Linked DNA regions of Homo sapiens: region 2 is linked to region 1. Evidence: read pairs that join two places in POLR2A ChIA-PET (ENCODE). Cell type or tissue: IMR-90. All regions are shown on one strand.

Region 1 (2,500 bases):
GAATCCGGAAGGCAGAGGTTGCAGTAAGCCGAGATAGCTCCATTGTATTCCAGCCTGGGCAATAAGAGCGAAACTCCATCTCAAAAAAAAAAAAAAGAAAGAAAGAAATTTCTGACCAGGCATGGTGGCCCACGCCAGTAATCCCAGTACTTTGGGAGGCTGAGGCAGGCGTATCGCTTCAGACTAGGAGTTCAAGACCACCGTGGGCAACATGGTGAAACCCCGTCTCTACAAAAAATAGAAAAATTAGCCAGACATGGTGATGTGCGCCTGTGGTCTCAGTTACTTTGGAGGTTGAGGCGGAGAATTGCTTGAGCCCAGGTCAAGGCTACAGTGAGCCGAGATTGCGCCACTGCACTACAGCCTCGGCGACAGACCTTGTCTCAAAAAAAAAAAAAAAGAAAGAAAAAGAAAAAGAAAGAAATGTCTTTGCTGTGGAAGTTTGAATAGGAACAGCTCGATCCAGGTGGAAGAACCAGGAAGAGCCTGTGTAAAAAGGAATCTGAGTGGAATCACAGAAGCTACTAGAATCCAGATAGGTGGTGATACTTCCAACCAACGAAATCATATGTCAGAGAGACCCAAAGTAAGCAAGCGGGAAGAGCTGTCTGGGAGGCCATGCTGTGTGGCTGAGACACTGCAGAGAGCTCCTCTGTAGAGGGGAGCATGTGGGGAGGATAAGACCAGGGTCTGGGAGGCCCCAGGAGCTGCAGCAGAGCCAAGGTGGGAGTCAGGCTGGCCAGCTGCCAGGGACGTGGGGGGCAGCCATGTATGGATGCCCAGGGAATGAGAGGAGGGGAGAGGGACCCTGATAAACTCCATGCCCCACAGACATGAGGGAAAGGAGAAGCAACCCCTATGAGGATGGAAATGAGAAAAGAATTCTTATCTGAGGAATCTGAGTCCTTTTAAATTATTAGGCCCAGAGAGACATTAAACTGAGAGAACAATCACATTCTACTTCCCCCTTGAGGCATGTGTTCACCTTTTTTTTTTTCTGAGGCAGAGTCTCGCTCTGTCGCCCAGGCTGGAGTACAGTGGCACGATCTGGGCTCACTGCAAGCTCCGCCTCCTGGGTTCACACCATTCTCCTGCCTCAGCCTCCAGAGTAGCTGGGACTACAGGCGCCCGCCACCATGCCCGGCTAATTTTTTGTATTTTTAGTACAGACAGGGTTTCACCATGTTAGCCAGGATGGTCTCGACCTCCTGACCTCATGATCTGCCCGCCTTGGCCTCCCAAAGTGCTGGGATTACAGGTGTGAGCCACCGCGCCTGGCCCACTCCCTTTTCTTATTAAGCAGATGGCCCCTGATTCACTGAGCAGCTGGTGTGGACACTGTTCTCAGGAAGGCTGCCTCTCAGTGCACATCCTGACCACTGGCTGTCTTCTTTATGCCCTTCCTTATTTGATCTAATATAATCAGTTTATCAGTTTGTTTGTTTACATTTCTTCCCTAACCTCATTCCATTAAAGTTTTAAATCACTTAAACATGATAAAGTGGGGGGAAAGAACTGGATTAATCAGGATTAGGAAATTACAGCTGACACAATATTCAGGACCAGGAAAATGTATCAATGCTGAGCCACAGACTGGGCACCCCTCAGCAGATCAGAGGGAGGGTGGACAGGCAGGATACAGGTCATCCACAGAGAAAAAGCCCATGCCAGTTTCTCAAGGAAAGCAGAACCCTTTCCTAGCACTCGCATCCAAACAAAGTTCTCACATAAGTCTTCCTAGAGGGGACACCATGTGATAAAGTGCTTTGCTATTCTAAGGGGTCCAGGGGGCCATGGGCCTCCCCTGGGAGTTACTGAATTGGAACCTCACCCTCACAGGACTCATAGGCACCATCCTGAGTGCTATAATTAAGAACAGTGAGTGCAGTGAGCTGACGACACCCCCACCTACCCACACCATGCAGATGTTCCCCCTATAACCCACTGCAACCAGAGAGAAAACAAGTCCCAGGCTTCCGCAGAACAGAAATATTTTGCATATTTAAATGCAAACTTAAATGATCACTTATGCCAATAACTATCCAATGCTCAAAATATGATACTCATAACCAAAAAACTTACCTTTCCAATTCCTTAAATCTATATTTAAAGAGCAGCTCCTCCCATAAGAAATATTAATCTAGTGGCCTAGTTTTTTTCTACAGGAATTTTTGTAAGTTTTCAGTAATTTATGTGCAAAAGACTAATAAACATATCATTTGACATACACATTATATCCTTACACAGAAAATACCCTTGAGTCTTTTACTTTTTCCAGAAATTTCCATTTTAAAGTATTTTAATTAAAAATATACCCAAACATGCTAGTTACATGGGTGGGTTTAATATGCAAAAATTCACTATGCTGTGTGCTTAGAAATTGTGCACTTTTAAAGTAAATTTTACTTTAATTAAAAGTTAAGGCTGGGTGTGGTGGCTTGAACTTATAATTCCAGCACTTTTGGAGGTTAAGGCCGCTTGAGTCTGGAAGTTCCAGTCC
Region 2 (2,500 bases), 320 kb before region 1:
GCAAGCACAAGAGGTGGCTGGGTGCAGTCCTGTGTCAGTCACCGGCTTCCTCTGATGGCAGCTTGGCCGGTGGCCTCGGGCTCTTCCTACACCAGACCACCTCCCTCCCAACCCCCCCCCCCCTCCCCCGGCAGACTCCCTCCTTAGGTCCTGGCACGGAGGTGGCACTGGATCCATTTCCAATGGCGAGAACACACCATTTCTAGACTCTTCACCTCCCAGGCGTGCTCTAGTCCCTCAGACACAAACGGAAGAAGAGGATCCTATGCCTTCCTGAGCCCCCGAACCTCACAGGCCACTGAGAGCTGGCACTTGGCACCAAATCTCCCTGATGGAGAAAGCTCTTGTCCTTCACTCCCGTGGGAGCCCTGCAGGCCTCTGGCTCCCGGCCCAGTCAGCACTGTCCGCCCCCAGCCCCTCTTTCTCTAGACCTGCCCCAAGCCTGTCCTTGAAACCCGCCCTACCTGCCCCCAGCCTAGGCCCCAGGTGGACGCTCCCCTCGGGGTCTGCAGAGCCTTGCCGGCGGGAAGCAGCGGCTCCGGGGCCCTAGGCAGACAGGGCGCCTCATTCTGTTCTGGTGGCACCTGTGGGCACCCGTGCAGGCGGCATAGATTTTATTTTTCTGCGCACATTAGCCCAGACTCTGGAAGTAGTTTTCCGGCCTGGCTCAGGGCTGGCTAGATGTGCCGTCATTTCAAATGTAAGGAAGCGCCGGGCAGATCTGTTGTCGGCGGGGGGCCTCGCACGCACGCGCCCGCAGGCGGAGGACAGGACAGTCCCCGAGGCCCTCCCCGGTGACTCTAACCAGGGATTTCAGCGCGCGGCGCGGGGCTGCCCCCAGGCGTGACCTCACCCGTGCTCTCTCCCTGCAGAATCTCCTACGACCCGGCGAGGTACCCCAGGTACCTGCCTGAAGCCTACTGCCTGTGCCGGGGCTGCCTGACCGGGCTGTTCGGCGAGGAGGACGTGCGCTTCCGCAGCGCCCCTGTCTACATGCCCACCGTCGTCCTGCGCCGCACCCCCGCCTGCGCCGGCGGCCGTTCCGTCTACACCGAGGCCTACGTCACCATCCCCGTGGGCTGCACCTGCGTCCCCGAGCCGGAGAAGGACGCAGACAGCATCAACTCCAGCATCGACAAACAGGGCGCCAAGCTCCTGCTGGGCCCCAACGACGCGCCCGCTGGCCCCTGAGGCCGGTCCTGCCCCGGGAGGTCTCCCCGGCCCGCATCCCGAGGCGCCCAAGCTGGAGCCGCCTGGAGGGCTCGGTCGGCGACCTCTGAAGAGAGTGCACCGAGCAAACCAAGTGCCGGAGCACCAGCGCCGCCTTTCCATGGAGACTCGTAAGCAGCTTCATCTGACACGGGCATCCCTGGCTTGCTTTTAGCTACAAGCAAGCAGCGTGGCTGGAAGCTGATGGGAAACGACCCGGCACGGGCATCCTGTGTGCGGCCCGCATGGAGGGTTTGGAAAAGTTCACGGAGGCTCCCTGAGGAGCCTCTCAGATCGGCTGCTGCGGGTGCAGGGCGTGACTCACCGCTGGGTGCTTGCCAAAGAGATAGGGACGCATATGCTTTTTAAAGCAATCTAAAAATAATAATAAGTATAGCGACTATATACCTACTTTTAAAATCAACTGTTTTGAATAGAGGCAGAGCTATTTTATATTATCAAATGAGAGCTACTCTGTTACATTTCTTAACATATAAACATCGTTTTTTACTTCTTCTGGTAGAATTTTTTAAAGCATAATTGGAATCCTTGGATAAATTTTGTAGCTGGTACACTCTGGCCTGGGTCTCTGAATTCAGCCTGTCACCGATGGCTGACTGATGAAATGGACACGTCTCATCTGACCCACTCTTCCTTCCACTGAAGGTCTTCACGGGCCTCCAGGTGGACCAAAGGGATGCACAGGCGGCTCGCATGCCCCAGGGCCAGCTAAGAGTTCCAAAGATCTCAGATTTGGTTTTAGTCATGAATACATAAACAGTCTCAAACTCGCACAATTTTTTCCCCCTTTTGAAAGCCACTGGGGCCAATTTGTGGTTAAGAGGTGGTGAGATAAGAAGTGGAACGTGACATCTTTGCCAGTTGTCAGAAGAATCCAAGCAGGTATTGGCTTAGTTGTAAGGGCTTTAGGATCAGGCTGAATATGAGGACAAAGTGGGCCACGTTAGCATCTGCAGAGATCAATCTGGAGGCTTCTGTTTCTGCATTCTGCCACGAGAGCTAGGTCCTTGATCTTTTCTTTAGATTGAAAGTCTGTCTCTGAACACAATTATTTGTAAAAGTTAGTAGTTCTTTTTTAAATCATTAAAAGAGGCTTGCTGAAGGATACACTGGCTGTGTGTATTTATCTCAATTCTGCTTGATGGGCCAGACTAATTGTTAGAGGAAATCATATGTTACCTAAGGTCTTCACTTTATCTTGAGGTTTAAATTCATCGAGATTTGATTTGGTCTTAGAAAGATCAACTAGTCAGGTAAGGTCAATGTCTTG

The links. ChIA-PET counts read pairs that join two places held together with the same protein. Peaks named below come from ENCODE experiments on the same cell type or tissue, not always from the same donor. Only the 100,000 strongest peaks of a DNase experiment are listed, where the experiment ranks them.
Region 2: POLR2A ChIA-PET joins it to region 1 with 5 read pairs; 1 of 35 experiments calls an interaction of 5 or more read pairs at or near these places.

The regions. Positions count from the first base shown.
Region 1 is chr13:21,039,992-21,042,491 of GRCh38, forward strand. All of the region lies in intron 2 of LATS2 (large tumor suppressor kinase 2), which reads right to left. Among named protein-coding and RNA genes, the nearest start is that of LATS2, 20 kb to the right of the region's middle. In IMR-90, no CTCF peak of the experiment used is centred here; no DNase peak of the experiment used is centred here; H3K27ac peaks cover 798 bases.
Region 2 is chr13:20,720,764-20,723,263 of GRCh38, forward strand. IL17D (interleukin 17D) reads left to right here. Exons shown (of 2, transcript NM_001385224.1): 2 at 873-2,335. The coding sequence ends at 1,191. Among named protein-coding and RNA genes, the nearest start is that of IL17D, 18 kb to the left of the region's middle. In IMR-90, a CTCF peak has its summit at 1,331; a DNase peak (open chromatin) is centred at 1,468; H3K4me3 peaks cover 418 bases.